Regions from separate parts of the Homo sapiens genome. Here regions 1, 2 and 3 are each linked to region 4. A link is a contact called in ENCODE Hi-C or POLR2A ChIA-PET data. All regions are on one chromosome and are shown on one strand. The core of a region is the stretch at or near the end of the contact, and the rest is flanking DNA. Distances in the headings are between cores, read along the strand shown. Region 1 has its middle 6.4 kb from the start of ITGB6. Region 2 has its middle 19 kb from the start of LINC02478. Region 3 overlaps RBMS1 (RNA binding motif single stranded interacting protein 1). Region 4 has its middle 190 kb from the start of TANK-AS1.

Evidence for each region. Hi-C counts contacts between places; a loop is a spot of excess contacts on that map. ChIA-PET counts read pairs that join two places held with the same protein, here RNA polymerase II (POLR2A). Pooled maps may share reads with other maps.
Region 1: a loop to region 4 is called in a map of endothelial cell of umbilical vein, with 3 times the contacts of the local background. The contact joins two enhancer-like sites. A Hi-C loop is called at or near these places in 4 of 168 maps with a recorded cell type or tissue (HepG2, endothelial cell of umbilical vein, mammary epithelial cell and 1 more) and 8 of 50 pooled maps. POLR2A ChIA-PET finds 5 or more read pairs at or near these places in 1 of 52 experiments (activated T-cell).
Region 2: a map of heart right ventricle shows a loop between it and region 4 (4-fold over the local background). The contact joins two enhancer-like sites. A Hi-C loop is called at or near these places in 26 of 168 maps with a recorded cell type or tissue (CD4-positive, alpha-beta T cell, CD4-positive, alpha-beta memory T cell, Caco-2 and 17 more), 1 of 37 single-sample maps with no recorded cell type and 32 of 50 pooled maps. POLR2A ChIA-PET finds 5 or more read pairs at or near these places in 3 of 52 experiments (BJ, Caco-2 and activated naive CD8-positive, alpha-beta T cell).
Region 3: a loop to region 4 is called in a map of endothelial cell of umbilical vein, with 5 times the contacts of the local background. The contact joins two enhancer-like sites. A Hi-C loop is called at or near these places in 3 of 168 maps with a recorded cell type or tissue (cardiac septum, endothelial cell of hepatic sinusoid and endothelial cell of umbilical vein) and 2 of 50 pooled maps. POLR2A ChIA-PET finds 5 or more read pairs at or near these places in 3 of 52 experiments (A549, AG04450 and IMR-90).

The regions. Positions count from the first base shown.
Region 1 is chr2:160,203,619-160,209,728 of GRCh38, reverse strand. No RefSeq gene overlaps it. Among named protein-coding and RNA genes, the nearest start is that of ITGB6, 6.4 kb to the right of the region's middle. RefSeq lists an enhancer at 71-160. Within about 2 kb of position 3,933, at least 17 of the 41 ENCODE cell types and tissues checked have a DNase peak (open chromatin) inside an H3K27ac peak, as active enhancers do; they include endothelial cell of umbilical vein, where a contact is called at or near this core.
Region 2 is chr2:160,249,884-160,256,334 of GRCh38, reverse strand. No RefSeq gene overlaps it. Among named protein-coding and RNA genes, the nearest start is that of LINC02478, 19 kb to the left of the region's middle. Within about 2 kb of position 4,579, at least 7 of the 41 ENCODE cell types and tissues checked have a DNase peak (open chromatin) inside an H3K27ac peak, as active enhancers do; they include heart right ventricle, where a contact is called at or near this core.
Region 3 is chr2:160,368,733-160,375,363 of GRCh38, reverse strand. All of the region lies in intron 1 of RBMS1 (RNA binding motif single stranded interacting protein 1), which reads left to right. Among named protein-coding and RNA genes, the nearest start is that of MIR4785, 36 kb to the left of the region's middle. Within about 2 kb of position 3,628, at least 8 of the 41 ENCODE cell types and tissues checked have a DNase peak (open chromatin) inside an H3K27ac peak, as active enhancers do; they include endothelial cell of umbilical vein, where a contact is called at or near this core.
Region 4 is chr2:160,966,391-160,973,384 of GRCh38, reverse strand. No RefSeq gene overlaps it. Among named protein-coding and RNA genes, the nearest start is that of TANK-AS1, 190 kb to the left of the region's middle. Within about 2 kb of position 3,089, at least 8 of the 41 ENCODE cell types and tissues checked have a DNase peak (open chromatin) inside an H3K27ac peak, as active enhancers do; they include endothelial cell of umbilical vein and heart right ventricle, where a contact is called at or near this core.

The sequences.
Region 1 (6,110 bases), core at 2,684-5,183, 760 kb after region 4:
CTGGACTGAAGGAATGTTAACACAGCATACAAACAGTCTCCATACAGCACTGGCCTGCATAGTTCAGACCTTTCTGGTTCTACCATGGAATGCTTTTTGCAGAGTTATGACTCCTCATGACCCTCCAAGTTGTTAGAGCAGATTAGAGCTCCCGATGACTCTGCTGATGAGCAGATGGTATTCTCTCTCTGAAACAGCTGGAGAACCCTGGTGGTGATGGTGGGGTTATTGATTCAGGGCCTCAATAACTGCTAGAGTCATCGTTGATCCCTTGATTTCTCTCCCTCCCTATGAGGAATCTGTTTGTAAATCATGTCTATCTTGGAAATATATCCAGAATCCAAACACTTCTCACTTCCTCCTTTACTCCCACCATAGACCAAGCTGTCATAATCTCTGCTGAAACAGCCTGCAATAAGGCCCCCCAGCTTCCATCCTTATCGTCTTATAGTCTGTGCATACTTGCCACCTTATAAGCTACATCATGTCCAACCAAAACTCCATAAAAGCTTCCCTTCTCACTCAGAATACAAATCTGGAGCCCTGACCATCGCCCCCCCGAACCCACCCCTCCTTCATGAGCTGCCCTCTTCCCTTTGCCTGTCTGGCTCATCTCCTCTGGACTCCTTGAGTTCACCTACTCACTCTGCTTCAGCCTCGCTCGCCACCTTGCTTGTCCACAAACCATCCCGTACCAGGACCTTGCACTTGCTCTTCCCACAGGCAGGACTGCTTGTCCTCCAGAGAGCCCTGCGATGCCCTCCCTCCTTTCCCCAAGGCTATGCCTAAACACCACCTGAGCAGAGAGGCTTTGCTGGCCACCCCACCTTGGCCACTCTCTGACCCCTTGCCATCCTTTATTTTTCTCAGCATTTGTTACCATCTGACATCTTTATTTGTTCGTGTGTTTCTTGTCTGTCTCTCCCACTGGAATGTAAGCTCCATGAGGCAGAGACCCTGTCGGTTTTAATCAACACTGTGCTCTCAGAACAGTGCCTGGTCCATTGTGGGGTCTCCACAGGCGGCTGCTGAAGCAATAAATGAGTAAATGAAAAAAGAAGGCTCAGCAGCTCTGCAAGCTGTGAATGAGTGAACCACTCGGCAATCAGTGTTTGTTCATGTGACGTCTTGCTATTTGTTTCACAGATAGGAAAAAGGGGCCTAACGAGTCTAGTTCTCAGAGTCAATTCAGAATAAATTCACATCCAATGGTATTTTTCTGGAAAATCTCGTCTTTGGATTTATTCCACAAACTAAAAGACAGAAAGAGTTCAATTCTTTTAGACTTCAATATAATTTCTGAACCCTGACTGCATGGGCCTCTGGAGCAGGCCTAACTCACAGGACAGGCTCCCTGTAGCTGGCAGTGTGACTGCCAGGCTCCAGAGTAGGGTGGGGTGTGGGTGGTAACTGTGAAGTGCCGGGGCTGCCTGTGGCTCAGAGGCCGGAGTTCATCCTGAGTCATCTCCCGACCACAGGAAATGCCCACAGTCGTGCTCTCCTGGACTCAATGCCAGGCCCTGGCTCCTGACCAGCAGGCTCAGCTTCCCCTGAAGGGCCAGGCAACATGTTTTGTTTCATTTTGTTTTTAAGTGATTTGTACTGACTTTAAAGCAGAGAAAGATGGTACAATCCAGGACCACATCTTTGTCTCATTTTTGGCAGCCAATGATCTACAGGATAAGCAACAAACAAACCCAAAAGGAAATCACTAGACACAGAGCTAGAGCTGGAACCAGAGCCCTGAGATAGACAGGCGAACATATTTTTCAAGTTCCTCGTGGAATTTCACTTCTTGTTGGCATCTTTTTGATGATTCTTTGTACATCTCTTATCTACCAGGAGGCGGTTTGCAGGGTGATTCTGAACTCAGGTGGGAGGGTAGCGATCTGTCTCCAGGGCCCTGTTTTCTGAGCAGTGAGGGAAAGTTGTGTAACTTTTCCATGCCTCAGTTTCCTTATCTGGTAAATGAAAATAGAATAGTCCCCATTTTATTGGGGCCTTGTGAGAACAAAATAGGGCTACCCTAATACAATATTGAATGATGCCGGGCACTTGGTAAGTTCTCACTAAAATGAGCAACAATAAACATGCATCCCAAGTGAAACCAAAGGAGGGTTTACAGGAAACTGAGAGAGCTTCAACCTAGGCTCCAGTGTGCACAGGTGCCTGGGAGTATCTGGGAGCTGCGGGTGGCTCCAGGTGGGATGGAAGCCAGATTACCATCGGGAAGCGTTTTTTAGAAAGCATTTCTGGTGAAGTGCCTGAGGTGATGTTAAGAAACAAAGAGACTGGAATTTTCAAGCTTTCAGTAATCTGTTGTCATGGGTTTTCCCCCCTGATTTGAAATAAATATACACTTTCACACATGATTTATTTCCAGTTTTGCATTTCTTTTTTTTTTTTTTGAGAGATCTCGCTCTGTTGCCCAGGCTGGAGTGCAGTGGTGCAATCTTGGCTCACTTCAACCTCTGCTCCTGGGTTCGAGTAGTTCTCCTGCCTCAGCCTCCCAAGTAGCTGGGACAATAGGCACGTGCCACCATGCCTGACTAATTTTTGTATTTTTTGTAGAGATGGGGATTCACCATGTTGGCCAGGCTAGTCTCGAATTCCTGACCTCAAATGATCCACCTGCCTTGGCCTCCCAAAGTGCTGGGATTACAGGTGTGAGCCACCACATCTGGCCTGCATTTCTTTTCTTAAAGAAGGCCTCCCAAAAGGTATAATCTTTAGGCCCCACAAAACCTGGACTCATCCCAAAATGGTGTAATGAAATCTTCGCCATATTACTGAAAGGTGGATATTATCCCTTTTTCATAGTCTCAAAAGTAAAGTGTTCAGAGATAAACACTCTCCCCACAGATAGACAGGAGGACCTGGCAGGACTGCAATTTTGAACCCAGGACTCCCTACGTCCAAAACCAAACTCTTCCCACTACACTCAGCTTCCTCCCATTATGGGCATCATGATGGCTTTAAAAAGTAAGTGCCGGACTCAAATGGATATCCCTATGCCAATGTTCATCGCAGTACTCTTCACAAGGGCCAAAAGCTGGAAACAGCACATCCATTGACAGATGATTAAGCCATCAAAATGTGGTATATCCATACAGCGGAATATTATTCAGCCTTTAAAAGGAAGGAAATGCTGACACATACCACTACATGGATGAACCCTAAAGACATTATGCTAACATGAAATAGGCCATTCCCACAAAAGGACAAATATGTTTCCACTTATGTGATGCACCTGGAGTAGTCAGACTCATGGAGACAGAAAGTAGAATGCTGGGTGCTGGGGGTTGGTGGAGGGGAAATGGACAGTTATTGTTTAATGGGTGAAGAGTTTCAGTTTGGGCTGATGAAAAAGTTCTGGAGATGGTCAGTGGTGAGGATGGCACAACAGTGTGAATGCTCTTAATGCCACCAAATCATATACTTAAAAATGGTTAAAATGCTACATTTTATGTTATGTAAATTTTACCAAAATAAACAAAAAAGGAAACTCCAGCCTAGAATGTAAGGCCTAGGCCACAAAACATTTCTTTAGCACTTAGCATCCTGTGGGCATTGTGAACAAGGATGACAGGAAAGTCTTCTTTAAGGGAATCTTTCTGAAGGTCACAAAAAAAGGAACAACTGTATCTACTTCCAGGTTGCTTGCTCCCCCTGTTATGTACAACCACAAGTCAGCCACAGAATTCTGCAAACAACCCACTGTGCAAGGCTTTGGAGCTACCTCAGAGTGAGACCCAGAGACAAAGCAGCCATTTACCTTGCCTTCTTTTAGCTACTCGCAATGAAACGTTTTCACAGAAAGACACCTGGAGGTGGAAGACTTGTCACCGGTACTTCAGATGAAGCAGGTAGCACAGCAAGGCCCGCCCAAGAGCAGACAGCCATGACTAAAGTCCCTGGTTTCCAGTTGGTTCCCAGCCAGGTTGACTCAGGATTTCCTCTCCCAGGAGTGTTGTGAGGTGCCCCGGGGCAGGCCCAGCTGGGGCCTGGACTGTCTTTATTTGATGTGGATGAATGGCTGGGTCTGGGAGAGACTCAAGCTAACTGCAGTGACTCAGACACCGGTTCACTGGCTTCCTGAAGTCAGAGCACCGCTGAGGACAGCCCATTTCTAAGTCTCCGAAGTCAGGACCAGCAGAGGGGCGGAGTGCAGAAGCTCTGTGTCCCTGAGCTCTGAGCTGCTCTCTCCACCCCCTTGCTGCTTAGCTGAGGCCCCTTGAGGAGGTTCAGACTCCCACATGGAGTCACAGCCCCCTAGGCTGGGGTTCTGAGCAATCCGGATGGTAGGATTCCATCTAATGAATCTGACCAACCTGTCTGAAAATGTGGATGGTATGACAGAACCTTTGGATGTTAAAGAATGTAAGATCCTCTCAACCACCCACAAGTAATGGGAATTTGCTGTAAGAATACACATTGCTTTAAAAGAGACGGGATCCTGGGGAAAGCTAAGAGCCAGGCCTCCCAGAGATCCAAACTGGACAGGCATTTGGGATCCACGGCAGCTCTAGGCCTGGGCCGTGCTCCTTCCCCCCGGCAGAGTGAGTTTGTAGATCTGACTCTAGCACTCTTCAGTTTGTGTGGCTGAAGGCCTTTCTTTGCTGATTGCATATTGGTCCTCTCATCTCCCACCCCATGTAGCTTTCTTCTGCCTTGGGCTTCTGCCTCTATGTAGCTGCCGAGTCCTCCTAACATTGACTCTGGAAGCACCTCATTCCCTCCAACCTTATGTGCTCTCTCCATACATCCTGCCAGCCTCACCTCCCATTACCAAACTCCTGATTTTCCATTTGTATTTCCCATTTCAGATTCTACATACATAGAAACAGAGGTAAGTAATCCATTTGGCTTGGCTAAGGAGACACAGTTTTCATCTGGGGACTTTACAGGATGCTGGCATCTCATGGATTGACAGCTCATGGGACAGGCAGGGCCGCCACCCTCCACAGCAGGGTGGATGTGGTACTTTCCAAAAGAGGACACCAGGCACCCTCCTTAGGAAGCAAGGCTATGTCTTCCCGGTGTCTTGCCCCTTGGTACAAATTAGCCAGCAGTCCCAAGGTGCAAACAGAGTGGATAGATATTCTTTCATAACATTATTATACTTTATATTGTCTCAAATTCCCCCCTGCCTTTTCTTTACGTTGCATTTTAAGCTTTTTCTCAGCTTTCGGCACAACCCAAGCAGGGAACACATTTTCCCTTTCCTAATTGTATTATTTACCTTCCTAAACCATTCTTTCATTTACTCATCTGTTTACTCAATATCCATGAAGTACCTGCTTTGTAACTGGTGAAATACTAGACAATGAAGACTTAAAATTCACCCATATTCTCAATATAAACATTAATTGACTACTTACAAAGTGCCAGGCATTGTGTTACTTGCTAGGAATAGAAAGATTCCTGAGACACAGTCGCTGTCTGATACATAGCAAGAATTGAATAAATATTTGTTGAGTAAAGGCAACTATTTTGACAATTACAAGCAGAGCAAAAATGGCTATTCTGGGGAATGTCCACAGGAGGGGAGGCCTAGAGAAACCAAAAAGTGTTTCCTGCAGACACTAATGTTTACACTGAGACCTGGAGGGCAAGCTGAATTAGCCAAGTGAGAGGCATGAGAGGCAACCCAAGGCCTGCAGGAAGAACAAATGGTTTGTGTGAAGGCCTGAAAATTAGGGAGGGTGTGCACTGGAGGGGCAGCCATGGGGGACAGAGAATAAATCAATCAGTGTGATTATGATTCTAGGACTGAGATGGAAGTCTTTATGTGGGATGGCACAAGTCCATTTAAATACATGGTCAAATTGTGGTTTTAGAGTTCTAGGACCTTGTTGCTGCCTGCATCTGGTTGTCAGAGGGACATGAGGATGATCTAGAAGGGGTATGTACCACTTCCACTCGTATTCTGTTGGCAAGAGCTGGTTGTTGGGATTTTCTTAGCTGCAAAACAGGCCAGGAGAGGTAGTCTAACTGTGTTCTCAGGAAGGAGAGATTGTTGGTGGCAGCTAGAACCATGGAGAGTTTCCAGGGATTGGCATATCCAGAGCTGGGCAGCCACCCCGATCCAGCTCCTCTAGAGTGCCTGC
Region 2 (6,451 bases), core at 3,330-5,829, 720 kb after region 4:
TTAAAAGTGTCCTCTTTGATCCAATAATTCCACATATGAAAATTTGTCTTTACCTCTATATGTAAAGCTTTTCTTCATAGCATTTTTATCATGGAAAACAAGTGGAAACAATCCAAATTTTAAGCAAATAAGGGAATGTTTAAGCACACTGTCATATACACTTAACACAATACTTGGGTTAAATTCTTGTAATGTTAAATGAATAAAAATTGATTCAAAATACATATTCTGCATGATCACATCTTGGTAACAGAAACAACAACAAAAAAGCCTTGAAAAGGAAAACAAGTAGAACAAATTTTTCAGAAGTAATTGGTAGAAGAAAATCAGAAAGTGCTTTGGATACAAAGAATATAGGAACATTTCCCCTCTTTGAATACTTAATACTGTGTACATAGATGGCACAAAGTATATATTAAATGAATTTTTTAAGTGTTATACATTAGCTCCTAATTAGCAAGAACACCCTGCTCAGCTAGCTTTTCAATTAATCAAAACTTTACCTTAATTAGCCCTGGAAAATAGGTTTTTGCAGTGGTTGTATCTTATTTTTCCATCCAGCTATCTATAGGATCATAGAGATTCAGGCTAACACATTTGGCATTTGGTCAGATAGCAAAAGCTTGGATTTAGCCATTGTCACAAGGAGCAACATCAAAGGAATTCTGAAACATTGCTCCCCACATACAGCATGGCCCATGTCATTTGATCTTCAAGAATGCAGAGCAGTGGGTGATGAATGTTCATGAGATCCAATGTATACATTTCCATCAACAGGAGGAATGGGTGCAGGCCAAACTAGAAATGGGTGGTATGCTGTAAGCATAGACAGCCATTTGCAGAGGTGTCAGCATACTGTACAGAATTATAAATAAGGAGGGACATGTGATAAATAAAATTTCATTAATTTACAGAAATAAACCGAAACATCCAAAATAGGCAGCTCCCTGCATATTTCGTCTTCTAACCCACAAGAAGTAATATTTATTGCCTTCATATGAAAGCCAACTCTAGTGATATTCCTTTGTGGTAATATTATGATGTACCATTTTGTATTCCTAGCATGTCCTACAACCCTCGTTATGGTGCACTTATGAGCAGAGCACCACTTTCAGTACACAGTGGAGCTGTCCACCAAGAAAATAAAAGATAGTTTGTGTTGAGACAACCCACTTAGAGAAATGAATTTTACAGAGGGGAGAAATAGTGTCTCTATAGCAGAAATTAAGTCAGTTCTTGAATTTCAAATGGAAGTGTCTCCTCACAGCTGAGTTACTTAAAGAGCAAAAGACCAAACATGCACCTCAATTACAGGAAATTAAAAGCCCCTTGAAAGCTCACAAAATCATCAAAAGTTAGAAATGAAAGGTAGCTTATAAATCTTCTATTACCCACCACACAACACATACCCACATTTTTATAGATGAGGATAGAGCCCAGAAAGTTTAGATATTTTTCCAAGATCACACAGTGAATAAATGGTAGAGCCAGGATTCAAACCCAAGACTCTTGGCTCTCTCTGTTGTTCTTGCCTCAATGCTCTGCAAATACCAAAGGGCCTGCAAGCTGCAAACCTTAACCAGTACTGTTCATCAGACATTTGGAAAGGATTGTAACATGATGGAAAGGGCTTTCGAGTCAGACTGGAGTTTAAATCCTGACTTGATCACTTACTTGTATGGCCTTGGATAAGTCAACCAACGTCTATGAACCTCAGGGTCATTTATAAAGCAAACATTGTGAATCCCACCCGCAGTGTGGTGGTAAGAATCAAATGAAATAATGTACACTAAGTGCCAAGCAGGGGGCCTGGCTCACCATGGGAACTTGAGAAGTATTTATTATTACTATCATATTACTTCCTTGAATGCATATCCGAAGTCCTGAACTTTCAGTCTTAGTCTGGAAAAGAGAGTAAGGGTCCAAATTCTTCATCCTTCTCTACAAAGCCTGTGTGGATGTTTCTGTTCACGGCTGTGCTGCGCCAAAATAAATCTAATTCAATCTGGACCATTAAATGCTTGGCACCATGTTTTACACTAATCTCTTCAGTTGTTATTTTCAGTTTCTAGTTTACCCAAACAATCCATTTTTAGAGTTAGTGACCAAAGCTGCCAATAAAATAGACTTATCTTGAAAACACCAGGATACTCCTGAAGGAATGTCAATATACACGCACAGCATATGGCAATGCTTTATAAGAGTTTGACCATTGGCTTACAGTTGGCCAGCTCAACTGTAAACTCAATACTATTTTGGGGTATTAATATCTATAAGTGCTTAATATCCCAGCCACACTGCCATCCACTAGGTTTGAATGTCCTTTATGGAGTGAACTTGATCCTCCCGTTTCACTTTTGGTCTCTCTCCAGAGAAGCTAATATACTGGCATAGTTCTGCCATTTGTCAGCCAGAAGTCTGGTTACACATTTGCTCGTCAATCTAAACCTAACCTATTCTCATATGAGCACTTGGGGTTTCATGTAAATCAACCAGACGTTCTGTCATTCACCAGCAATATCTCTCCATAGTATTCTACACCCATGTGCCTTCATGAAATATTTCATTATGCTGGTGGAAGAAATATTCAAATGAATGTGCTTTTTCAGGGATGGTGACACCAGAATGTTTTAAATCTGTTCATTACCACAACAAGGATAAATGGCGTTTCTGCCAAAGACTTTTGATAACGGGTGCAGTAATGCATGCCAGCACTTTCTGAAATTAAAGGTTCTACCCTGAGAGGTAAGTAGGATAATGCATGGCTAACAAATGCAAACCCAAATTTCAGAGCTGAGTGTTTCTTGTCAGTATCACCGATCGTTTCCAACAGACGCTGCCTTAGGGAGTTTGTAATGTCATTTCTACTCTCTTGACATTAATGTCCAGGTGAGCCTACCCCAAGGTTTGTAAAAGAGCAGATCCTTATTAACTTAGCATGCTTTATTGTGATTTTTCTTATATTTGGATTCACATATGCTTTTAACAGCTGCATTTTAAAAATCTGCTATGGTTTAAAGACAGTATTTCATAAAAGCCTTAGTTTATTCAGTAAAATATTTTAATAACCAGTTGAACAGTCTCTTGTTAAGATTTTAAGATATTTGTTTCTGATTGTACTAATTAATTGTTAAAGTTTTTTTTAAAAAAATCAGTGATGAGACTCTAGTCTTCACTAACTTTTTTGGCATCTTCAAGAGGCACAAAGGAAATGAGGAACTGGAAATTTAAAACAGGGAAATAAATATCAGTTCGTATTTGCTTTGACATATGCATGACATTGGGCCAGTTAACTTCAGTATCTCTGGATTGTAAAATGGTGTTTTAGTGTAGAACTAATACCTGAGAATTATGGAGAAAATGGAGAGAAAAGGGCTTCCAATTCAGGTTATCTATGAAGAGCATATTTTATTCTTACAAGTGTCTGAAAATGCCTGGTATCATTACTATTCACCATGAGAACTTTTGGAAGTATGACCACTAGTACTGTAAAGAAAAAAAAAATCCAATATCTGTGAAAGATTATTCATCCAAATAATGTACCCTCTAAAATTAAAAAATCACAGGTAGAGCTGTATTGTATTGGCTCATAAAATGCCTGAAATGGACAGAATACAGATTCTGGTCAGAGAGTAATAGTTTTCCTCTCCTATTTTAGATTCTGAACAGGCTCAGAAGATCATAAAGTTTTTTAATACAGGGTTTTGAATATAAAGTCACTTGGTCATAATACAAATATTGGTATCTGCCTGAGGAAAATTTTGTGCCTTAGTGATATGCAAAAACGCCTTCCTCTTTAGAGTTCTCCTTTCTTCATTCCCCATTTATTCCCATTGTAATCTTTTTCCTCTATCTGACATACTCCCTCTAGTGTTCCCTGGATGAAGTACAATAGCTAAAGTTCAATTTACAAACAAAATCCTATTTCTGCAATCTCTCAATGTTTTCCCCATTTACCATACACTAAAGCAAATTTAGCACCAGATGTTTTGGCCTTGTGAGCTGTAGGTGACAGCAAGAATTTTTAATCAGAGAGCCTCAAACTTAGTGGAATCTTGTATTCCAACTTCAGATCCTCAAAGAGGGCATTTATTTCTAATCTGATTGTTAGGGTTAGGTTCCTTCTCTGCCTTTGAATCCTTGTATTGGAATTTACTTTTATTGTGATATGCAGAAGGGGAAAAGATACTCTCATGAACTAAAGCGTGCAAGCAGGCATTTCTTTGACATATTTCCCAGGGTTAGAACTTACACTGATTCTTCTAAATTACCTAAGAGATTCAAGGCATTTTGACTTAAGAAAAAAGCGATTAATTTTTTAATGGCTTTACAAAAACCATAGGCATATTCTCAGCCACAGAAGCTCTTAATCAAACCAGGAGGAACAACCACTTGGGAGGTGTATTTCTTATGGGCATTTTTTCTTTACAGAAAATAAACACTTCCAAAGCTGTCAGCTGCCATTGCTGCTACTTTGGAAATCAGCCACACCCAAGATGTAGTTATAAGAGCTAACTACAGGCCAAGGTCATCTGGGGATCCAGCCAGCCTGCTCACAGGCATGGCACCCCAACCTGGCCACAGTGCATGGGCCTGCCAATCCAGGCAGGCCAGCCCAGACTGCTATTTTAGGTTGGAGTTCCCAAAAGAAGGCCCTTGACTGTCCTTCACACTACTGGCATTCAGCTTTGTACTTAGCCATTCTGAACCATTATCTACTCTATGCCCTGACTGCTTCTCTCCTTTGAAATATCCTACCTCTTTGGGGAGCCCCATAGGAGGTTGATAGATATGTCAAATTGTAATATTAAAATGATTATTTTGTTTAATAACACAAAGCTCACCCATACATACAGCTCTGCTACATCAGGTTACTTCAACCAAGTGCCTGAGCAGGAAACCTCAGGTTTATTTGTCCTCCTCCTTCACCTGGATCTGCCATTGATCCTTTCCTCTTTCATGTCCACTGGCATTATAGTTCATCCACATTTGCCTAGACTGCTACACTAACTTTCCAGGCGATCCCCCTCCCTCCAATTCACCAACGTTCTACCATTGGTTATCTTTCAAAATGACAAATCAGAATGCATTTCTCTTCTGTTTAAAATTTTTCACTGGTTCCCTATCATATACAGGATAAATTTTGAATTCCCTACCGTCTTAGTCTGTTCTGTGCTTCTATAACAGAATACCACAGACTGAGTTATTTGTAATGAACAGAAATTTGTCAGCTTACAGTTCTGGAGGCTGGGAAATGCAAGATCAGGGGCCAGCATCTTGTGAGGGCCTTCTTGCTCCATCATCCCATGATAGAAGGTGGAAGAACAAGACAGGGTGAGACAGAGGAAAAAGAGAGCTCAACTTATCCTTTTACAATGAACCCCTCCCATGATAATGGTGTTAATCCATTCACGAGGGTAGAGCCCTCATGGCCTGATCCCTTCTAAAAGGTCCCACCTCTTAGTGCTGTTACAATGGTGATCAACTTTCCAACACAAGAACTTTGGAGAACACAATCTAACACCTACAGCACCTAGACTGCTATTCAAGATTATTTGAGATCCAGAAACTCCTGCCCACTTTTCCAGCCTCATCTCTCATTATTCCCTCCATACCATCTTTCCCTCCTCACATCAATATACCCTATGCTTTGGCCAAACTAAGTATTTATTGTTCCCCAAACCCATAGTGCTTTTTCATGTCTCCAGATCTGCCTAGTGGAATCTTCTCCTTTTCTTCAAGAATCCAGTTGAGCATCACTTTCTGATGGCGTTTTCCCTGACTCCTCACTCAACTTATGTGCATATGTATGGTTAGTTCCTTCATCTATGGTGCTCCCTGGGCAGTTACACACTCTTAGTTTTTGTATATCTCTCTCTCTCTACACACACACACACACACACACACACACACACACTTTGAACCCTCCTATTAGGCTGTGGAGTTCTTATTGAAGGGACTTAATGTTGATTTTTGTGTTCCCAATATCAAGAGCCATATCTAAATTAAATCTGTAAGTAAATATTGTTATATTAAGTTAAAAAAATTTAAACCTCATAAGCAAATCAGCTAGCTGCATTCAAGAAAATATATTTGAATCCAATTCCTGCCTTTACTTATGTCTTTCACTAAGTAGAACTTGACTTACCAGGTTCCAAGTTGGATTGTAGTCTAAGGCACAATATCTGCACTTGAGGAAAATTGATGTTTCTGCCAAAAAATGAACTAGAAAACTCTTGGGGACCAGGGAATTAGATCGGAGAAAAAGAGGCAAGAGCAAGGATGTGCTGGGGCTGGCTTACTGCCCCATGTGAACAGTCCAATTTTTGAAGATTTAGGAAGCAAAGAGGCTGTTAAAATTGAGAAAGACACCATTCATGGCTCATACATATACTATGCCTCTAGGCTATCTCTTCTTTATTTAATCTATGTACTCTCCACTCACCTATGC
Region 3 (6,631 bases), core at 2,379-4,878, 600 kb after region 4:
TCTTAGAATCACTTATGACTAAGTCGGGAATCCATGCTGGCCTAAGGGGCATAGGAAAATGGTGCCGCAGTATGATGTCTGTTGGTCTTAAGTTGCACGATGTCACAGAAGTTGGCCTTGGAGTCTGCCAGTTTAACAAACTCTTGCTCCATTTCTCTATTTGGCAGACAGACAAGAGTACTAAAGGTCCTGACTGGGCTCTGTCTTGATATGTCTTATCTGGAGATGGCACTGTCCAGCACTATCCAGAATTTTAGAGTATTTTGGAGCTGGAAGGAAGCTTAGAAATCATCCAGGCTAACCTGCTTATTTCACACGTGAAGACCTGAGCCTTCCAGGGATAATACTCATTCCTGCTCCTGGCCAGGACAAAACTTGAATCTGGATATTCTAACTTTTCCGTTCAATTCCTCCCCCCCACCGTCCCCCGCCCGAGATGTAGTTTCACTCTTGTTGCCCAGGCTGGAGTGCAATGGTGCAATCTCAGCTCACTATAACCTCTGCCTCCTGGGTTCAGATGATTTTCCTGCCTCAGCCTCCCAAGTAGCTGGGATGACAGGCGCCCACCACCACACCTGGCTAATTTTTGCATTTTTAGTAGAGACAGGGTTTCACCATATTGGTCAGGCTGGTCTCGAACTCCCGACCTCAGGTGATCCACCTGCCTTGGCCTCCCAAAGTACTAGGATTACAGGCATGAGCCACCGTGCCCAGCCAATTTTTTTTATTATTATTGTTATAAACATTATTTTTATAGAAGGAAGGGAAGTGTTTTTCTAGTTTTGCATTCTCCAGAAGCCATGCTCTTCATTTACTGTGTTTAAATTCTTTTCTACATGTGAGATTCTGGTAACCTGTGACATCATGTCCACATTCCACCTTGCTTTTTAGGTTCTTCCTACTACCTTTTTAGTACCACCACACTCCTACCCCAACATCAACTTGTGGGAGCTTCCTCTGAACCAACCAGGGTAATTCTCTGGCTTTTGTGAAGAATGATCCTTCCAGTCTATGTCCTTGTTGGTCACTCCTCTTCTTACTCTACCCACCTTTCTTTCAGATTTGCCATTCCTTTTATTGTTTTTGTTTGTTTGTTTGTTTTTGTTTTTGAGACAAGGTCTCGCTCTGTTACCCAGGCTGGAGTGCAGTGGCACAATCACAGCTCACTGCAGCCTTGACCTGGGCTCAAGTGATCCTCTTGTCTCAGCCTTTTCAGTAGCTGGGACTACAGGCGTGTGCCACCAAATTTTTTTTGTAGAGTCAGGGTCCTGCTATGTTATTCAGGTTGGTCTCAACCCCCTGGGCTCAAGTGATCCTCCCACCTTGGCCTCCCAAAGTGCTGGGATTACAGATATGAGCCACCACCCCTTTTATTCTTAATGACATGTCATTTGTATTCAGCTCACTCAGCCATCCACCCCCTCTGTGAAGCCTTCCTCAACCTTTTTGTCCCCTGTCTTTTCATCCTCCCTCCTCCCTGATCTTCCCTTGGTTGAACTCTATTTTTAGAAACTGTACTGTACTACACCATTATAAGCAATGCAATTAAGGGTAGCTAAGGCTGGGAACCCACTCTTAAAAGCTTTTCCTTTCTGATGAATGCATTCTCTGGCAAGGAAATTTTGAAATCATTGCCTTAGTCCCCTTACTTTCTCTTTTGGCCCTCTAGTTTTGTGGTGATTAATTTAAATTTAATGTCTTCAGTCTGGTATCTTCATATTCACACACCCATACCCCTTATAAATGCTGTTACAAAAACTAGATGGAACAAATTGCACAAAAACTCTTGTGTGTTTCCTGGCCCAGAGTTCTCAGTGGGCAACTTGGCGAGTCGCTGGAGTTCTTAGAAGAACTTTTGAAGGAAATAGAACAATTGGGCTGATAAGCATTCAGGAGCACAGAACCAACCCTTAAAAGATACTTGAATGATAAGGAATCTAATGTCTTGATGGGATCTGGAAGGAAATCTCAGTCAGTCATGTTGTATTCAACAATGCAAGTCTTAACTTTAATTCTTTTATCTGAAGCATAAGAAAATGATGGTTTATTCATGAACTTAGGTAAAGAGATTTCTATGTGGAGATTGCAGTTTTACATGCAAGGATCAACTTTGATGGATATCTTTGAGAATTAATTGTGAAACATATTGGGAATTTTTATTTTTAGGTTTTATTGGAATAGTGAAGGTAACATGGGCCCCTCTCCTTTGACAGGCTTAATCCAGCCAAAAAAAAAATTTAATACTCTATTGGTCAGTTTCACAGTCTTGAGAAGCTGCAAAGTTTTTTTCCAAACAAGGAACAGTGAAGATATGAGAACCAGTTTCATTAACTAATTAGCTATGTGATTTTAAGCTTTGATATCCTTGTTATCAAATGGGATTAATTGATTATTTCCTTAACTCCATGGTATGTATAAGTGAGACACACTGGCTGTGTAAAGGGGCCTTACTCTTCATTAATCTAGTAGCTATGTGTTTTTTAACATCCTGGCCTCAGGCATTCCTTCTCTGACCTATCCATAGGAGCAACTGATTCCTGGCCAGTTTCTCACCCCTCTCCAGTTCACCTCCCACATTTAGTTTTGTTTTTCCAGTTCCCTGTGCCAGAACTTCTCTTTCCAGCCACCATTCCCAGCCCTCTCTCAGTCACTCATATGGCCAAAAGGAAACAAAGAAAATGTTCTGACTGTAGTGATAACTGGCCCATGTGGGGGCCCCCCTCATTCCTTTTTGATAATTTATTTAAATTGTTAAATTCCTTTTACATCTTGAAAGCATACAGAGAGGAACTGGTGTATGGAAATAAGTGTAGCAGACATTGTCTTCACATAGTACTCAGTTCATTTCAGGCTTGATCTTATACTGTTTCCCTGTGAAAATGATAATGTTCTGTAAACTTCTGTCTGCTTTCAGGAGCAACTGTAGTGATTATTTTGCTTCTGGATGAAGGAAATAGTTGATGTATTAAACCAACCTGCTGTTTGGGATGGTGGTGGTGGTGGTCGTGGTGGTGGTGGTGGGTGTAGGGGCAACAGGGGTGGGAATGATAACCTTCTTGAACTATAAGGATGAAAACTTTAAAGAAGACTTGAAGAAAATTAAAGGGCAGGTCCTAGCTTTCCTTTCCCTTCAAAACGTACTAGAATTATTAGAGAAGTGGCTAAGTAAGGTGGGGGTGGGAAGAGGAGGACAGCTTCAGCTATAAGATTGGTCAGAGCACTGTTCTTTAGCCTATTAGTAATAGGAAGGAAATGAGACAATAGAATTTTAAATGACAAGTTTTTGTTTTAAAATTATCTTTGCTGCATAGAAATCTATAACAATGTACATGATTACTAATGTATTTTAGTTCACATGTGGTTAATTTTGTAAATGACCTTTAGATTTGTATTCATAGAGGAGAGACTATTTCTCTCTTCTCTATAGGGGGTGATGTGATAGAGAGGGAGATAGTATTACCCTGTGTATAGTTGCCCTGTGCCTGTTGTTGATCCTTTTAGTGTAGGAGGCCCAGTGGGGCTTCTGGCGGGAAGGAGGCATCAGTGTTGTCCATGCAGGAAGTGCTCCCTGATTGCTATCCATAGAGGAAGTCCTCCCTGAATGCTGCCCACACAGGACGTGCTCTCTGAGTGCTGTCCATACGGGAAGTTCTCTCTGAGTGCTGATGAACGCTCTTCCTGATGGTGCCAAACCACTCGTGCAGGAAAGGCTGAGGGTCTAATACAACCACCCCTTTATTCACGAGTGACTTTGTTTTCTATCCATTTTGGCATGCAAATTAAGCCCATATAAATATTATCAAGAAAATTGAATTAGCTTGTTTTCTTTGCCCTTGGAGATAGAAGAATGTAGTTTGTTTGCCTGACCTGATAACAGGAAAAATTAGGCTAGAGAAGGCTGAGAGACTACTAGGCTCTTTTGGGATGAGTGGGCACTTAGCATGCTTATCCAGCCACCAGGTCCCCTAATTAGATTGAATGTGTGTAAATAGTTGCAAGCTTCATCCATAGAGGGTCTTTTCACGTTCCAAGGCAGCTTCCGGGTTTTGAGAGGCAAAATGTAGAAGGACTACCAGTGATGAAAATGGAACTGGCTAAAATATTGTCCCTTTTTGTCCCTTTGTAAGCTTTTTAAAAATTTGTTTATCATTTGTGCTGCCAAGACACCTAATCTAACGCAAAGTGTAATTGCTGTAAATTTATCAGAGTTCTGAAGCTGTAATTAAAGGCTTGTCAGTATTTGCATTTTAATCTATGAATGAGGGTTTAATTTTTCACTGTTTTAAGTCACGTCATCCTAAAATGTTGACTCTAATGTTTAGCAGTAATATGCTGAAGCTTTCAGAAGTTGTTTGTAGAATTTATTCTTTAATGAAAAGATTTTTATAAAGTAGAATTTTTAAAACTGATTTTTTTAAGAGCTAATCTTTGTTTTTTTAATACTTAACAGACTGTGTGTTAATTAAGTCAACTTAAAGGCACCTTTTACTTTCTTAAAAAACATTAAAGGCACCTTTTACTTTCTTAAAAAACATATCTGCCAATGGTATTAAGTATCAAATTTCAGAGAAGCTGGAATTTGGTAATTAGTCAGCAAAAATGATGGGCACAGAAAATGAAAGAATACAAATAGAGCATTCAGGACATAGAAAGTGTTTTGGGGTCCCACGTAGAGTACTGTTTGAAGGCTCTGCTCTGGCTTTGTTTTCTAGCAGACCTGCGTTCAAATTCTAGCCCTGCCACCTTCTAAATGTGTGGCCCTGGCACATGGCCTAACCTTTTTTGAGACTCGGTTTCCTAATCTGCACAATGGGAGAACAATAACCTACCTGCCTGTCTGATTGAATTAAGTATGGTAATGTATGTAAAGTACTCAGCAGAGTCTGTATCTTTAGTAGAGACGGGGTTTCACCATGGTGGCCAGGCTGGTCTCGAACTCCTGACTCCGTGATCCACCCACCTCGGCCTCCCAAAGTGCTGGGATTACAGGCGTGAGCCACTGCGCCCGGCCCAGTTTCAGTGACTTCTAAAAACGTAATCTTGGGTTTAAAAATTTCTGCACCAGAAAATTAAAAATTGACAACCTAGAATAATTCAACGCTTCTCTCTTTCAGTTTTCTTTCTCTGTCTTCAGTTAGCCCCAAGAAAGAATTGATTTGGAAATAAAATTTGAATTTGAACTTTGTTCTGTATAGGATTCACCAGAGGCTAGTAGTCCTCATTGGGTACATTTAGGAACCCTCTTCTGCCTGGGATCAGATGCTGGGAGATTTCATTCCCTCACAGGGGAAACTTAACAGGGGAAGCAGGGAAGCACAGGCTGTACCTGCTTCCCACATTGGGAAAATACTGCAGTAAATATGGATGGCCATCAAATTTATATTAAACTGGCTCTGTAAATTCAGATATGTAAATCATAGCTGTATTTTGGCCAGAAATGAATACATAAATAAAAAAACCTACTACTTTCATGTCTAAATAATCTCCAACTAAGTCATACATCCAAATGTTTCTTTAATTATACAAGTGCATGCCCGCCACTCCCTTTCCACTCCTGGCAAAATCAAAGGTTCAAGTGAATGCAGTCTTGGAATGCAGTCTTTAAAATGCCTGATGGTTCATTTACTTCGTGTTGATGTAATCCCACTAAGAGGTAGGGGCGGGCCTGATCCACAGCTTCTTACTGACTTCTCCAAGTCTCATCCCAGATGACCACATTTCATCGCCCAACAGCTACGCTAAACATACTGGGTCCTACTGTGAAAACAGTGTGGCTTGTGTCAGGGATGGTTTCTGAGACACTAATCAAAGGAGGTTTAAGAGAAAATTCAGTCCTGTCTAGTTCTAATAGCTACAAGTTCTCTGCGTCAATCAAAGGCTTGGGACAGGAGGCAGGTGTGTGGGCTACTTTCCAGCACCTCTGTTCTCACTGATGTGAAAAATAGAGTAGGGCTGGATGGCAGGTAGCAACTCAGTGGCTTCAGAGAAGGAGCACAGGCTTTGTGGGGCATGGCCAGTGCTCTGAGGTGCCACCTGTGGCAGAGCAAGTGTCAGAATTTGGTCTTAGTTTTATATCTAGTAAGTAGTTAGCCCCTAGAGAAAAACTAGTGGTTTGGAGAAAGGATATGAGTTCAGCTGCTCATTAAGGGCATGAATCAAATAGATTTGGTAGGATATGATCTCAGGCTGCTTTTATTTTGGGATTAAGCAATACCGATGTTCCCAGTTCAAGTTCAGCCTTCAGTGAATAGCATTTCTGCATTGACTATTATTGACCCTTTGCTGCTCTCCTTCTAAAAGAGAATCTCTTTAAATAAAGTGGTGTTTGGACTCAGATGATATCTCAGCAAGGAACCTGGGCAGTGGAAGGAAGAATCTGAAGGATATAGGACCAGAAAAAATGGTAACATATCTAAATTAATGGGGCCAGGCACGATGGCTCATGCCTGTAATCCCAGCACTTTGGGAAACCGAGTTGAGCGGATCACCTGAGGTCTGGAGTTCAAGACCAGCCAGGTCAACATGGTGAAACCCTGTCTCTACTAAAAATACAAAAATTAGCCAGGCATGGTGTTGTGCGTCTGTAATCCCAGCTCCTCAGGAGGCTGAGGCAAGAGAATCACTGGAAACC
Region 4 (6,994 bases), core at 1,840-4,339:
TTAGGATGAATTTCTAGAAGTTGAATTCCAAGGCAAAAGGGGATGCACATTTTTAAGGCTTTTGCTATATACTGTGAAACTGGCCTCTTGAAAGGTAAGCCAGTTCAGCCCCATACGCCATTTCCCCACACTCTTCTCAACACTGTATATATTTACCTACCATTCTGTTTAATCTTTATGAAGCTGATGGGTTAAAAAATGCATCTCATTCTAATTTGCAGCCCTTCAATTACTAATGAGGTTGACTATTTTCTTACAGCAATTTGTCTATCTTTTTCTTAGGAATTGTTAATACATATTCTTTCTGTGAAATTTCTGGGGGAGTATTATGTGGTGCAAACAATGGGAGAATCCACTGATTTAATTTATTTTTATAAGAATGTTAAGTTTCTGGGAGGCAAGGCCATGTCAGCAATGAGTTGGACTCCTGGACTCACTGCTGATTTGTGTTAATGATAGGGCCTTAACTTGTAGGGAAAGACTGATCTGACATCTTAAAATATGATCAGAAAAGGAAAGGGTGTCATGGGCTTAATAATACACTGTTGGGAGCAGAATACGGGAACATCTCCTGAGACTGTGTGAAGAGATAGAAAATGGTAGCTAAGACTAAAATGTTGCTGGTAAAGTATTATAGTGGTGGTAGGAAACACTTACTTCAAATACTTTCAAAAACATTTCATTTCCACTCAAAGTCTTTAAAAGCCAACTGTTCAATGTTTTCCAGATCACTGTTTTTTAAAAAATTAACATACAGTAAAATAGACTTTTTCATGGTGTTAATTCTATGAATTTTAACACGTGTAGATTTAACCACCACCACAGTTAGGATGTGGAACACTTACATCTCCCCCCAAAACTTCTTTGTGCTACCCTTTCGTACCCACACCTGTCCTCTTGGCAACCACTGGTCTGTTTTCTGTCACTTCAGTTTTGTCTTTTCAAGAGTGTCATATAATTTTACATTCCCATCAGCAATATATGAGTGATCCAGTTTTCCATATCCTCACCAGCACTTGGTATTGTCAATATTTTTTATGTTAGCCATTGGGATAGGTGTATGGTGGTATGTCATCATGGTTTTAATGTGAGTTTCCCTAGTAGCTAGTGATGTTGAGCGTCTTTAATTTGGCACCCATATCTCTCCTCTGGATAAGTCTCTGTTCAAGTCTTTTGCCTGTTGTTAAATTGGGATATTTCCTTACTGTTGAGTTTTGAGAATTCTTTATACATTCTGGATATAAGTGCTTTGTAGGATATGCAATTTGCAAATATTTCCTCTCAGTTCTTCTATTATTATTATTATTTTTAGACAGTCTCGATCTTGTTGCCCAGGCTGGAGTGCAATGGCACGATCTCAACTCACTGCAACCTCTGCCTCCTAGGTTCAAGTGATTCTCCTGCCTCAGCCTCCTGAGTAGCTGGGATTACAGGTGCCTGCCACCACGCCTGGCTAATTTTTGTACTTTTAGTAGAGACAGGGTTTTGCCATGTTGGCCAGGCTGGTCTCCAACTCCTGACCTCAAGTGATCCGCCTGCCTCAGCCTCCTAAAGTGCTGGGATTACAGGTGTGAGTCACTGTGCCCGGCCTTTCTATTTTCTTAACAGTGCCCTTCATATAGTAAAAGTGTCAGATTCTGGTGAAGTCTCAGGATCTGTCTTGAATATGCTGTGTGGATGCTGGTGGGTGATTCAAGCTCCCAATCTCAATCTCCCCCTCATCTCATCCCCATATAGTATGTGGTCTCCACACCCAATTCCCAGGACTTCCCCTTCACCTCTCCTGCTCACAAAAGTCAATTCCATTGTTAATTACATAATGCAAATAAATACTTGATTTGCTTTCAAAATTAATTCAGCATGAGGCATGTTTATTACATGTTTATACATATATATGTTTACCCATTTCAAAGTCATATACCTTTTGGAGGTAGACACTTGGTCTTCTATTCTTGCCTGAGCAACACCTGGAATATCAGAAGATGATAGAGTATCATCACTGGAAGGACTTAGAACCCTGGTCCTAAACATGTAGCCTGTGGATCAGCAGCATCAGCATTGCCTGGGGGCCAGTAGAAAGTCAAACTGTGACCCTACCCCAGGCCTATGAGTTAGAATTTGTATTTTAATGAGATCCCCAGGTGCACATTAAAGTTTTTGAAGCAAGCTGTACAGCTCATCTGGTTCTCACTCTTACTTTCCAAAGAAAGATACTGAGGTCCAGAGAGAACAAGGCTAGCCTTCCAGGCCAGTGGTAACTGGGGCTACAACCAGGGTGAGAACCCAGCCCTCTTTCTCCATGGCTTGTGTGTTCTGCACAGCACCACCTGCCTCCAGCGTTTTGGATGACTGTACACCTCAGCCTGTATGGGGAGCATCTGCATTTGTCCTAATGTGGTCTTTCTCCAAAAAGACTCCTGTCACTTCTTATTTCCAATATCCCCTAGGGATATCCAACTTTCAAAATGTAGACTTCTAAATTTTCATAGAGAAATGAACTAAACACTCTTTGGGGGAATAAAGTGATTCTTTTCCCCTTGCATTTGTTTACTTCTCTGTAAGCTCCTGAGATGGCTAACACACTAGTTGTTAATCACACCATCTGTTCAAACAGCATTTCTAAATCATTCGATTCATACTTTTCTTTTTAAGGAATTTTTTTTTTCTGAACAATATGTTTGTGCCTGTGTTCCTCCCATCATTTGGCAATGCAGTTTGAGCTATTTAAACTTTCCTATTTATTGTAAATGGCTTTTCAATCAGCAAATATTTTTTTAAATGTTCATACACCACAAAAAGCTGTGTCTACTGACTTTTCAAACATTGGAAACAGTAGAAAAATCTGTTCCAGTCTGTCTGCTGTCAAATTTTTAACCATCTGATTATATTTCAATGAAGTGTTTAGGAAGATGATTTATCTGGCTGACCCTGGGAAATTTTCCTCATTGGCCCTGAAGATGGCAGTGCTCTGCAATTTAGTACAACTCTTCACTTTTTTTTTCCCCCTCCTCTAAAAGGAATTTCTGGAATGGCAGAAAGTGGGGGAGGATTCACTAAATCTGAACCTTCTAACGCTTAGCATAAACCTCTTCTGAACCCTGGGACAATTTGGTTTATCTTTTGGTCCCTTTTTGTTGTTGTTGTTTAAAGCTGTACCCAATGCATTTCCTGTTTCCAGCCCGGATCAGAAATGGAAATAGTTTAAAGGTTATTCTCATATCATGGGTAACCAGGAAGTGCCTATATAGCTTACTGAGAAGCTGCTTTTCACAAGACTGCTTAGCTTTAAAAACAAACAAACAAAAAAATCTAACAAAGGCTCAATCCAAGATAAGCAGGAGCTAAGAATACTGGCGATTCTGAATTCCTACTGGACCACATCTTTGGGAGCCGGCCTCTCCTGGTTTCCTCTTCTTTTTTTTTTTTTTTTTTTTTTTTGAGACGGAGTCTCGCTCTGTCGCCCAGGCCGGGCTGCGGACTGCAGTGGCGCAATCTCGGCTCACTGCAAGCTCCGCTTCCCGGGTTCACGCCATTCCCCTGCCTCAGCCTCCCCAGTAGCTGGGACTACAGGCGCCCGCCACCGCGCCCGGCTAATTTTTTGTATTTTTAGTAGAGACGGGGTTTCACCTTGTTAGCCAGGATGGTCTCTATCTCCTGACCTCATGATCCACCCGCCTCGGCCTCCCAAAGTGCTGGGATTACAGGCGTGAGCCACCGCGCCCGGCCGGTTTCCTCTTCTTAACAACGGAGGCCTGCTGCCTGCTGACATTCTTTATATTTCATAGCGGGGTCTGGAGGGGTTTAGAGGGACACATGCTCAGGCTTCAGGCAGGATAGACCAGAGGGCAATTTCTTGGTCCTGTCATTGTTAGGGTATGGACATGGGAACAGAGGCGGGGACAGGAGTGTGTAGCCTTACCCAACTTTCTTTTGGGATTGTGAAAGTTTGGTGACAATTCAGCTAGCCAGAAAACATTTATTAAAAACAATTAGGGGAGAGGCCTTATATTAAATGTTGTTATAAATAATAATAAACAGCAATATTACGTGCCATAAGCCAATTCCCTTGATAAATATTTTAGCAACATCTCATTTAATCTTTACCCACAACTGTATGAGGTAGGTAATATACCTATTTTTTTTTAATATGTTAACTGAGGGACAGAGGGGATAGGAAATGTGGTTAAGGTCCCACAACTTGTATGTAAAGTTGTTGAGTAAAATGTCCTATGGCATTGCCTAGGGCACTCCTCAAAGTGTGGTCCCTAGACCTGCACCATTGGCATCACTGGGGAACTTGTTAGAAAGGCAAATTCTCCATCTGCGCCTGGGACCTGCTGAATCTGAAACTCTAGTGGTGGAACCTGACCATCTGTGTCTTAACAAGCCCCCCCAAGTGATTCTGATGCACATTAATGTTTGAAAACCATTGGACTGGACTAGGCAGTTATCTGTGGTAACTTGGCAGAAAAAGATGGCGCTCCAGTGCCAAAGTGCTGAATGCTGTGGAAGGGAAGTCCTCACTAGCTGCCAGTGGGAAGGATGGACAGGTAGCATAGCCCCTAATGTACATCCTTGTTTGGGCGAAGGCTGGGCTGGCTTTAAACTTGCTTCTACTCTTGTCCTTGAGGTGAAGGGCATCTTCCAGGAGGACATTTCTCTCACATCACTTCCCACCACCTATTTTCCAAACCTTCCCCCAGGCCTGGGGAATTCTTCTCTGGCTTTGAGGGGATGAAGGGATTGGAGATGGAGGTATAAATGAGGACAACTACCAAGGAATCATCTCATTTTCTTCTAAATCTTTCACTCGCCTTTTGAAAGTCCAAAGCCAGGAAAAGATTCCTTTCTTTTCTACTTTCTGTGATCTTCTCCTCTATCAGACAATGAGCTTGGAACAGGTGGAATGGAAGGTGAAGAGAGATAAAAGTAGGAAGGAGAATATACTGCTTAGTGTTTCAAAATTATTGCAACACACTGGAATCCAAACTACTAGGTTTTTCATACTCCTCCTCAAAATGCCTTGGGCAGAGATCTCGGCACACAGGAATAGAGCTATCTCTGAGTTCTTGAAAGTGATTTGAGAAGCTCCACTTACATCTTCTCAGTGGAAAAAATCTCTCCTCTGTCAAGGATCTAATGTAACTTGTTTCTTCTTAGAAGTTTGCTCTTTTAAGTAAAGCTTAGATCTATTTGGACATTTATTATTTAGAATGCAAATTTCTTCCTAAAGAATACACCTTACTTTGCCAGATGCTTGCTGGGAATACCCTTCTCTTTCTTTCCATCTGTCCTCTCTAAATCCCTCCTTCAGCATCCATCTTAATTTTAAACTACGCTTTAAAATATTTGCTGATCACTCCAGCCAGTATTGCTCTCTGCCTTTTCTTACCACTTATATCACTTACATGTTTGCTTTCAATTTAGAAACTTCTTTTATACTGTCTTATTTTATTTTCTATTTCAAGTCAGATTATTTCATGTATAAACATGTTTTGTCTCCTCTAAACATTATAATCTTACAGGGATGGGAATCCCTTCAGTTAAGGAGGAAACGACTTCCTCTCTATCACTTCATGATAATGTGAATGCTGAGGTTATTTTAAGATTGCGTTGTACTGTGGATCTGTATTTGGGACTAGGTCATACCCACACCAGGGACGCAGCTGCAGCTGAAAAGTAAGGTTAAGCCTAGTGTCTGTCACTAAGGGAAGGAACATATGTATTAGACCAGCACAGACGGCGCAGGAGAGAGGAAGGGAGTGCTGTCCTGGGCTTGACTTTGAGGGAGGGTTGAGATATCTATGGTGTGTAGAAGTGAAGGGGAGGTGGGGAGATTGTGGTCGTGAGGTGTGTTAAAGCCAGTATCTGTCACATGGAGGTCTGTACTTAAGGTTATTTTTAAATGATGCTCAGAGACCCTTTAGGGATTCCAGAAGGTTCCAGAGAGGACTCTCAGGGATCTCCTTAAGGTGAAGGTCAGTAGAAAAGTAGAACCTGACGGAGTTTTATCTCTTCACTTACTAGAACAGCTCTAAGAATTTCTGTGTGATTTGTTAGGGTTTGTGTAAGATTCTGCTTGAAATAAAGGTTTTTTTCCTGCTGAAAAAAGACTAGGGGGACAAATGGTGTTCTTTGTAATCTGAATTGTTTTGATTTCTGCGTTCTCAATATTATTTATTTATTTAAGACTGGGTCTTGCTCTGTTGCCCAGGCTGGAGTGCAGTGGCTCGATTTTGGCTCAATGCTGCCTTGACCTCTGGGGCTCAGGTGATCCTCCCATCTCCACCTCCTCCCAAGTAGCTGTGACCTCAGGTGATAGTCACCACTTACGGCTAATTTTGTTTATTTTTTGTAGAGACAAGGTTTCACTATGTTGCTCAGGCTGGTCTTAAACTCCTGTACTCAAGCGATCCTCCTGCCTTGGCCTCCCAAAATGCTGGGATTACAGGCGTGAGCCGCCATACCCAGCAACTCTCAATATTTATTTTTCTTTATTAATTCTTGGAATTTTGAGAAGTTTGGTTGAAAGTATCTCAACTAAGCTATGGGACAAGTTTTTGCCTACACTGAGTTTACTCCCAGAGGTGACCATGGGGTTGATGAAGGAAACTAGAGGGAAAAGCCTCTAGGGTGAAGGCAACATTGGCAAGAGTGGGAAAAATTCATTCAGGTCACGCAGCTCCTTCCCCCTGCTCCTCTCCCTGCCCTGATTTCTTATTCCAGTGCTAAAGAGAGTTTATTACAAAGATGCTATATATCTATACATATGTACATATATTTCTTTTCCATATATAAATATTTATTGAATTAAATTAAGAATCCTGGTACTGTTAAAGAGATGTTGAAACTAGAAGGAAGAATACAAAAAAGGAAGGATCATTGAAGATAAACTTTTCTTTTTTACAGAGGGTTGCAAGGAAATACCAAGGTCAGACATGAAACTCTACACCCAACTCCTCCCCTGCTGCACACCTTCACTGTTCCCCTCCCA